2 separate regions of the Homo sapiens genome follow, and region 2 is linked to region 1. Evidence: read pairs that join two places in POLR2A ChIA-PET (ENCODE). Cell type or tissue: PC-9. All regions are shown on one strand. Each heading gives the region's core, and the rest is flanking DNA. Links, peaks and the distances in the headings are about the cores only.

Region 1 (4,522 bases), core at 194-4,193:
CAGCCTTCTTGTAAAGTGATAAAAAAAACGTAAATCTGTGACCGGCAGCAACTTTCCACAGCAGTTCAGAGCTTGGGTCCTTCCATTAATTGCATGCATCAGTAGTAGCATGTGGCATTTTACTTTTAGCTGCATGTGGCTAAGCATCCGATCGCCTCTGGCTTTTTCCACCTCCTCCTTCCTGTACCTAGTGTGGAGGAGGAGAACTTGGCACTGAGCTGAGCTGGTGGGCGCCTGGTATTCTTCCTCTCCATTTTTGGAACAGAAGGGGGATTTGTCCCTCCTGCTTTTCCAGCTGTGAAGTTCATTTGGCTTGCAGCCTTGGCAGCATTAAGGGAGGAGGAACGTGTGGATTTCCACAGGAAGGTGGAGACAAAGTGGGAGTGGGGATGAGGGCATGATATTTGTTTTCCAGGATCTAATTCTGCCCTGGGTGGGTTTTTGAGTCTGGTATTTTGCACAATGGGATGTAGCTCCTAAAGCCAGAATGTCATCATTTAGGGTCAGAGACTTAGTTTTGTATTTGACCTAGTCCCTTTTAGTGTGGCTGTAGATGTGTGTGTGTATACATACACAAGCAGGTGAAAGCACACACAGGTACACATTTGTTTCGGTTTTGGTTTTGGCAAACTACTGATTTCATCTTGCAATACTTGGGTTTTGCTTTTGTTGTTGGATTTATTTATTTTTTTAGCTTCTGTATTAGATACAATAAATGTTTGTGGAACTATTTTTTCTACAAATTGTCCAATCTGACAATAAATGCATTTGAGGTTTTTCTCCCCAGTAAGATTTTTGATCACCTGATTCATTTTTCTTTTTAACTATACCATACTATAGCGGAGCCTCTTTTAGTCAAAGTATGAATATGAAATCATTTCAGCATGGTCCTTCTCTATTAATAATAAAATATACAAATTTTAACACATCAAGAAAATATTTCAATACTAGCCATGACCTAACTAGAGAAATAAAGTATTAATACTTTTGTTTCTTTTTTCTTTTTTTTTTTTTTTTTTGAGACGGAGTCTCTCTTTGTCGCCCAGGGTGGAGTGCAGTGGCGTGATCTCTGCTCACTGCAACCCCTGCCTCCCAGTTCAAGCCATTCCCATGCCTCAGTGTCCTGAGTAGCTGGGACTACAGGTGTGTGCCTTCACACCTGGCTTATTTTTGTATTTTCAGTAGAGACAGGGTTTCAGTATGTTGGCCAGGCTGGTCTTGAACTACTGATCTCGTGATCCGCCCGCCTCAGCTTCCCAAAGTGCTGGTGAGCCACCATGCCCGGCCTGTTTTAACATTTCTTAGGTAGCTTTTTAGCTTAATTGTTGGACTTAATTGTTACACTTAACTTGGGAGGGTTTCTTTAAGAGTTTGTAATGTTAATGAGATTTGTCATTCTTAAATTGTTATCAGAGTTAACTTTGGGGACTTTTATTAAGTTTTAAAAAATATATGAATAATTTGTATATGTATACTTTTTATTACAAAAGGAATTTGTTATATATATCTTTTATTATGTTTTAAAAATATATTAAAGTAATTGAAAAAGGTTATAAATTGAGAAGTAACCATTGGCGTGTAGAATTCTTTTAGATATTTTCTTCTGCATTTATAGACATACATATGTAGATAATTTAAAAACATAGGGGAACTGGAGATTTTTTTTTTTTTTTTTTTTTTTTTTTTTTTGAGACGGAGGCTTGCACTGTCCCCCAGGCTGGAGTGCAGTGGCGCAATCTTGGCTCACTGCAAGCTCTGCCTCCTGAGTTCATGCCATTCTCCTGCCTCAGCCTCCCGAGTAGCTGGGACTACAGGCGCCCGCCACCACGCCAGGCTAATTTTTTGTATTTTAGTAGAGATGGGGTTTCACCGTGTTAGCCAGGGTGGTCTCAATCTCCTGACCTCGTGATCTGCCTGCCTCAGCCTCCCAAAGTGCTGGGATTACAGGCATGAGCCACCGTGCGCGGCCTGGAGATCGTATTTTTAAGCTAATCTTTCATCTTTAGAAAAAAGTAATGCAAGACTACATGCTTGTAAAAAAATTCAGTGAGATATACTCTCAGCGTTTTTTTTCCTCTATGTGCACACATTCATATATGAACAAACATGCATGCGTTCATGTTGGGATATATTTGTATTTGTGTTTAGTTTTCACTGTTACACTTAACTTGGGATGGTTTCTTTAAGAGTTTGTAATGTTAATGAGATTTGTCATTCTTAACTAAGGTATCCATATGTGACTTAATGATGAACAATTCAATCTATAGGTCAAATTTCAAAATCTTCTCACCTCACCAGCCACAGAAAAAATTCACAATTCACTTTCTTTTTTTAATGTATTTAAAACATTTCAAACTAAGTTATAATGCCCTCACTTAAGGTTCAAGTTCAGCCACCAGTGTTGTGTGGCTCTCCCAGGTCATTCTGAGGAGTAATTTCTCATTAAATTCTGCGTAGAATATGCTTTTTCCAAGCAAAGTTTATGTGCATATCATATTCAGAAATTTTAAAGGATGTAGCCAGGTGCAGGGGCTTATGCCTGTAATCCCAGCACTTTTAGAGGCTGAGGTGGAAGGATTGCTTGAGGCCAGGAGTTCAAGACCAGCCTGGCCAACATAACGAGACTTGTCTCTATTGGAGGGGGTGAGGAAATAAGAAAAAAATATTGAAAGCATTGCTAGGTGAGGTGGCTCATGCCTGTAATCCTAGCATTTTGGGAGGCCGAAGTGGATGGATCCCGAGGTCGGAAGTTGGAGACCAGTCTGGCCAAGAGACCAGCCTGGCCAATATGGTGAAACCCCATCTCTACTAAAAATACAAAAATTATCTGGGCGTGGTGGTGGGTACCTGTAATCCCAGCTGCTTGAGAGGCTGAGGCAGGAGAATCACTTGAACCTGGGAGGTGGAGGTTGCAGTAAGCCGAAGATCGTGCCATTGCGCTCCAGCCTGGGAGACAGAGCCAGACTCTGACTCAAAAAAAAAAAAAAAAAAAGGATAGTATATTTACACTTAGGAAACAATAGTGAATACTTTTCTAATAAACTCTAAAGTTACATTCAACTTCAGAATGCATTTCTTCATGTCCCTTTGCAACATTTAGATGGAGTATCTAAATTTCATAAATACGATTTTTCCTTATGACCAAAGAAAGTCCTCCAGTACCAGGAAGGAGTCAAATTCTTGGTGGTTGAGCCACGTGCTCAAGATTGAGCAACAGTTAAGGAACTCTGATAGCTAATTCTTAACTTAGAAATGGTGATATTTCATGATTTGATGTCTGGGATTTTCTTCAAAGTAAAATGAGATGAACATGAAGTAACAGTAAAGGTATAGAGGAAACAAAATCAACTCTGAACTGCTGATTGTTGGAGCTGGGTAGTAGGAATTGGGGAGTTTATTATCCTCTTCTCTTTACTTTTGTATATTTAAAATTTTCTATAATCATAGGTTTGAAATGAGAGACATGATCATTGCAGCCTAATACAGTGCAATATTTTGACCTTAAGTGATAATTCAGGCTGACTATTGCCAAGATATACTTGAGTAAATGTTGTAAAAGCCACGAGATAATCCTTCCAGATATTGTCATGAATAAATGGTTGCACCCCATTCCTCATTTTGAAAACTCATGAGCAGGCCCATTTCCTTGGCAGTCAGCATGGCGGACTGTAATTCCCAAAGCTGGCCACAGCGATGTCTGCCATCCAGTGTTGCTCTCACGGTGTGGCTTTGGCACTCCCCCAGCTGAGAGAGGTGGCCGTGAACCCTGGGAGGGCTTGTGACTCTGGCAGATATCTTACCATAGGAGGCTGTTATAGGAGGCAATACAAATCTCAGCACTTTGGGAGGCCAAGGTGGGCGGATTGCTTGAGCCCAGGAGTTCGAGACCAGCCTGGGCAACATGGTGAAACCCCATCTCTACACAAAGTACAAAAAAAGTAGCCAGGCATGATGGCATGTGCCACCTAGAGGCATGTGCCTCCCAGCTACCTGGGAGGCTGAGGTGGAAGGATCCTTTGAGCCTGGAAGGTCAAGGCTGCAGTGAGCCATGATCTCGCCACTGAATTCCAGCCTGGGCAACAGAATGAGACCTTGTCTCAAAAATAAAAATAAAAATAAAAATTAAAAAAAACAAAAAACCAAAGGGGCAATACAGCTGCTGCCTGCCTTTCTCCATATGCTTACTCTTGCAACCCAGCATCCTGCTGTGAGGAAGCCTCAGCAACCCGTGCAGCCCTAGCATCAGCTTCCAGACATTTGAGTGAGCAAGCTTTCCAGTGATTACAGCCCACCCATCAAGTCATCCCCAGCTTTTGCATGTTCCCAGCTGAGGCTCCAAACACTGTAGAGCAGAGCAAGCCTTTTCTGCTATTGCCTTTCTGAATTCATATTCACAGAACCTGTGAACATCATAAGGTGCTTGTTGGTTTATGCCACTACATTTGGGATGATTTGTTACACGGCAGTAGTAAATGAAACAGTCGGTGTATGTTAGGGGAGGAGAGAAGGTTCTTATTTCTCA
Region 2 (4,263 bases), core at 264-4,263, 85 kb before region 1:
ATTAATTTTACGTCTTGGAATTTGAGAGTCAAGCACATTTCAAATATTCTGACTTCACCTTAATTTTATGATGTTCCTTTTAGCCCACTGAAGAAAGCCTTGTGGCCTCTCTATGTGGAGAAGTTGCAGGGTTATGTACTGGAAGGGATTGAAGCGCCCTTGGAAATGCACCCTCAACTCTCATTTAGAGAGAAGGGTTTGGAGGGCTTCCAGGTGTAAAAGACTTACTCAGGGTAACAGAGAGGAGGCAGAACTCAGGCGTCTGGATGTTCACTTCTTTGGCAAAGACTAAGTCAATGGCTTTCATAATTTTATTTATTTATTTGTTTATTTATTTATTTTTGAGAAGGAGTCTCACTCTGTCTCCCAGGCTGGAGTGCAGTGGTGCAATCTCCGGTCACTGCAACCTCTGCCTCCCGAGTTCAAGCGATTCTCCTGCCTCAGCCTCCCAAGTAGCTGGGATTACAGGCGTCTGCCACCACACCTGGCTAATTTTTGTATTTTTAGTAGAGACAGGGTTTAGGCTGGTCTCAAATCCCTGGCCACAAGTGATCCACCCACCTCGGTCTCCCAAAGTGCTGGGATTACAGGCGTGAGCCACTGCGCCTGGCCGGCTTTGATAATTTTGGTTGGGGTTGCCGAATCTTTTCCTGCTAAAGGAGACCCCTTAAGCTTAAGTGACCTTCTTCCATGATTCCCTTCTCCTGCCTTTCTGCCTTTATTTGCTGTTCTCTACCTTGTCTTTCTTTTGCTCAGCCATACAACCCTTCCCTCTGCCACCTGGCTTCTTACTGAGGTCCTTTGCATGCAGCTCTATGGGGACGGAGTGAGAGGCAGTGCTCCTGTGTAGAGTCCTGGGGCTGTGCTGGATCTTGCGCATACATTTCCTTACTTGATCCTTGTAGGAGGTGTGGTCAGTGAGTATTCTTGCCCTCATTTTACAGTTCAGATGTAAACGTCTGTGTCCTAAGTCATGCAGATAGTAGATGGGGAAGCTGAGAGTTGGATCATGTATTTCCCTGAAACTGACTTCCATTTGCAACTGTGTATAGTTCATTCTTTCACACATCTTCTTCAGACGTTTATTGGCTGCTAATTTTTGTTTGTTTAAGCTATTGAGCTATTAGCGATACTTGCCCTTGAATTCTACAAAAGGTTAGTTTTGCTGCAAAAGCCTCAGCCCCACGGTCGCTGAGTATATACCCAACCTCACAGGGCAGTGGGCAGAGCGCCCCGAAGGCGGTAGGATCCCTTCACTCAGGATCAGCAACCCAGGAGCGTCTGGGCGGCCCCTACCAGACATACCTTTGGATTTGGGCCCTGAGGGATAAGTAGGAGTTCCCAGAGAGGTCTTTTCTAGTGAGAGGGATAAAAAGGAAGGTGCGAGGTGGGCCCTTCCCCACAGAGCAAAGAGGGACAAAGGTGGAAGGGCACAGATCTCCCAGATCTGGGTGCTGATGTTGCTGGATAAGGTTTGTGGGCACCGGTGAAAGAGGCCATTGGGCATGGGACTACTTGCGTCTGTGTTTTGGAAAAGTAACTTTTTTATTTCATTCTTTCTTCTTTCTTTCTTTTTTTTTTTTTTTTTTTTTTTTTTTTTGAGTGAGTCAAACTCTGTTGCCCAGGCTGGAGTTACAGTGGCGCGATCTCGGCTCACTGCAACCCTCAACCTTCCAGGTTCAAGCAATTCTCCTGCCTCAGCCTCCCAAGTGGCTGGGATTACAGGCATCTGCCACCATGCCCGGCTAATTTTTGTATTTTTAGTAGAAATGGGTTTTCACCATATTGTCCAGGCTGGTCTTGAACTCCTGACCTAAGGTGATCTGCCTGCCTCGGCCTTCCAAAGTGCTGGGATTACAGGCGTGAGCCACGACGCCCGCCCGGCCAGAAAAGTAACTTTTGTAGGCGATGGGGTGGCAATGAGGTTGGAGGGAAGGAGACTACTTTAGTGACCCAGGCAGGGATAGTGAGAGCCCCAACCAGATGTTTCTGTGTCGAGTCATTACCTGTCCTCTGGCTGCCTGAGGCCCAACACTTTGTACAGTCTCTAAAGTAATCAAGACTGCTCCATGGTAACTTTCTTTTGATAATTCTTTTATGCTCAAGAGTGGGCTGAGTTAATGCAAGACATTTTAGAGATGTCGTATGCCTTGTGATTTTCTTTTTTTCTTTTTTTTTTTTTGAGACGGAGTCTCGCTCTGTCGCCCAGGCTGGAGTACAGTGGTGTGATCTCGACTCGCTGCAAGCTCCTCCTCCCGGGTTCATGTCATTCTCCTGCCTCAGCCTCCTGCGCAGCTGGGACTACAGGCGCCTGCCACCACGCCCGGCTAATTTTTTGTATTTTTAGTAGAGATGGGGTTTCACCGTGTTAGCCAGGATGGTCTCGATCTCCTGACCTCGTGATCCACTCACCTCGGCCTCCCAAAGTGTTGGTATTACAGGTGTGAGCCACCGCGCCCGGCAGATTTTCTTTCTCTCTAAAGGAAAAGGCGGCCAGGCACAGCGCCTCACACCTGTAATCCCACTGCTTTGGGAGGCCAAGGCTGGAGGATCGCTTGAGGCCAGGAGTTAGACCAGCCTGGGTAACATAGCGAGATCTCATCTGTAATTCTTATTAAAGAAAAAAGAAAAAAGTATCTATCCATGTATATATGTACAAATATTTGTATACCTGTCTCTCTATACTGATAGAATGTGGTTCCTTAAAAGGGGGAATTATTATTTATAACAATATGCACACCACTGAAAGATCTTTAAATCATTCTTTTAAAAGCTAATTGTAGAGTACAGTGAAATAGTGGGAAATATGTAGTTCAATGCAAATTTATTCATTTGCAAATCCGTAGCTCAATTTTACAAAGGATGTAAGAGGAAAAACTATTGTTTATCTAATGTGTCCTTTTTAAGAGTGCTGTGGTGCTACCTGATTGTTTCGTGTCTAAGACTTGACTGTCATAATCCCACTGTAATAGACGATGTGCCTACCTGTGGTTGACACACATTCTTGGCATTAGTAAAAATGAAATTGGTCTCAAAAGAGTGAATCTAAATGGACAGAGACTGACTCTCACTATCAGTGATACCATTTAATACCTGTGAGTACAGACTGAGACTACAAGAATTAACTAAACCTTCAGACTAATTTTGAGATAAAATGTATTTTTTGAGTACATAAATTGTCATTTTTCAAATGATATGCTCATCTATTTATTAATTCACTTTTGTAAGAAGACCTGAAAATGGTAGGTCTCTTCCTCATTAGCTTTGCTCCTAGCCAGATGTTGAACGTCCCTTCTTTTGTTCTCTGAAGTGTTTCACTGGGCAGCATTAATTCTTTATGAGGAGAGATGCTTCACAGAGATAACCTATCTTGTATCTTTCCTGCCATGTCAAGTCATGTAATACAGACATCTCCATCCTGGAGACTGGGTATCCAGGCATTATGGTAACTCTGAGACTCAGAAGACAAACGCTTGAGAAAGGGCTAGTATTTCCTTTCTGCGATAGTAGTTTTTTTTTTTTTTTTTTTTTTTCTGAAAGGCTCTTCTATGGCTTTCAAGATGATTGGTGAAAATGGAAATATATTTGTATTTATGTTTGTTTTTCAAGATGATTGGTGAAAACGGAAATATATTTGTATTTATGTTTGCTCTTCAGACTAATGTTCTCTGTGTTCACAGAGATACATTGCAGTTCTCCTTGGGTGTCTGATGCAAGTTCCATTCATGGTTGATTTTGATGTTTCATTCACTATTTGCTAGATTCCTTTTGCAGCAAGTAGTGAGTGAGGAAGTTTCCATGTGTCCACCCATCACTCTGCCTGGTTGTGGCTTCCTTCTTTCTCCTAGCATGAGGTAGTAAGAAAGAAAATAAAAGCATTATAAGAATCACATGATTTTTAAGTAAAGAGCCATTGAGGAGCAGAATAAAAAATCTTGGGATATGCCCTGAGCCCTAGTTACTCACCGCTTTTTTTTTTTTTTTTTTTAACTGCCCTTAATCTAGTAGGACCTAGTTTCCTTTAAAATGTATCCTAAGCACCCTTGACTTTGTTGACTTTAATAATAATTTTGTATTGGTCTTGCTGTCAGCCAACAATTGTTTTTAACCTAGAGCTAAAACATGTTTATGTGTGTGTGTGCTTTAAAAATTTAGTGTTTCAACATTAAATTATTTGTAGAGGAAAGGAATACTCTAGTTCAAGAATATGTATCTTTGCTATAGGAGTTTGTCTTTGTCTGTTTTCATAGGATTTTAAGGACC

The links. ChIA-PET counts read pairs that join two places held together with the same protein. Peaks named below come from ENCODE experiments on the same cell type or tissue, not always from the same donor. Only the 100,000 strongest peaks of a DNase experiment are listed, where the experiment ranks them.
Region 2: POLR2A ChIA-PET joins it to region 1 with 6 read pairs; 8 of 35 experiments call an interaction of 5 or more read pairs at or near these places.

What each region holds. Positions count from the first base shown.
Region 1 is chr6:148,432,406-148,436,927 of GRCh38, forward strand. The region is part of intron 2 of SASH1 (SAM and SH3 domain containing 1); the gene reads left to right. Among named protein-coding and RNA genes, the nearest start is that of SASH1, 92 kb to the left of the region's middle. In PC-9, for the core only: no CTCF peak of the experiment used is centred there; no DNase peak of the experiment used is centred there.
Region 2 is chr6:148,347,682-148,351,944 of GRCh38, forward strand. All of the region lies in intron 1 of SASH1 (SAM and SH3 domain containing 1), which reads left to right. Among named protein-coding and RNA genes, the nearest start is that of SASH1, 7.0 kb to the left of the region's middle. RefSeq lists a silencer at 32-326 and an enhancer at 759-1,268. In PC-9, for the core only: no CTCF peak of the experiment used is centred there; a DNase peak (open chromatin) is centred at 1,970.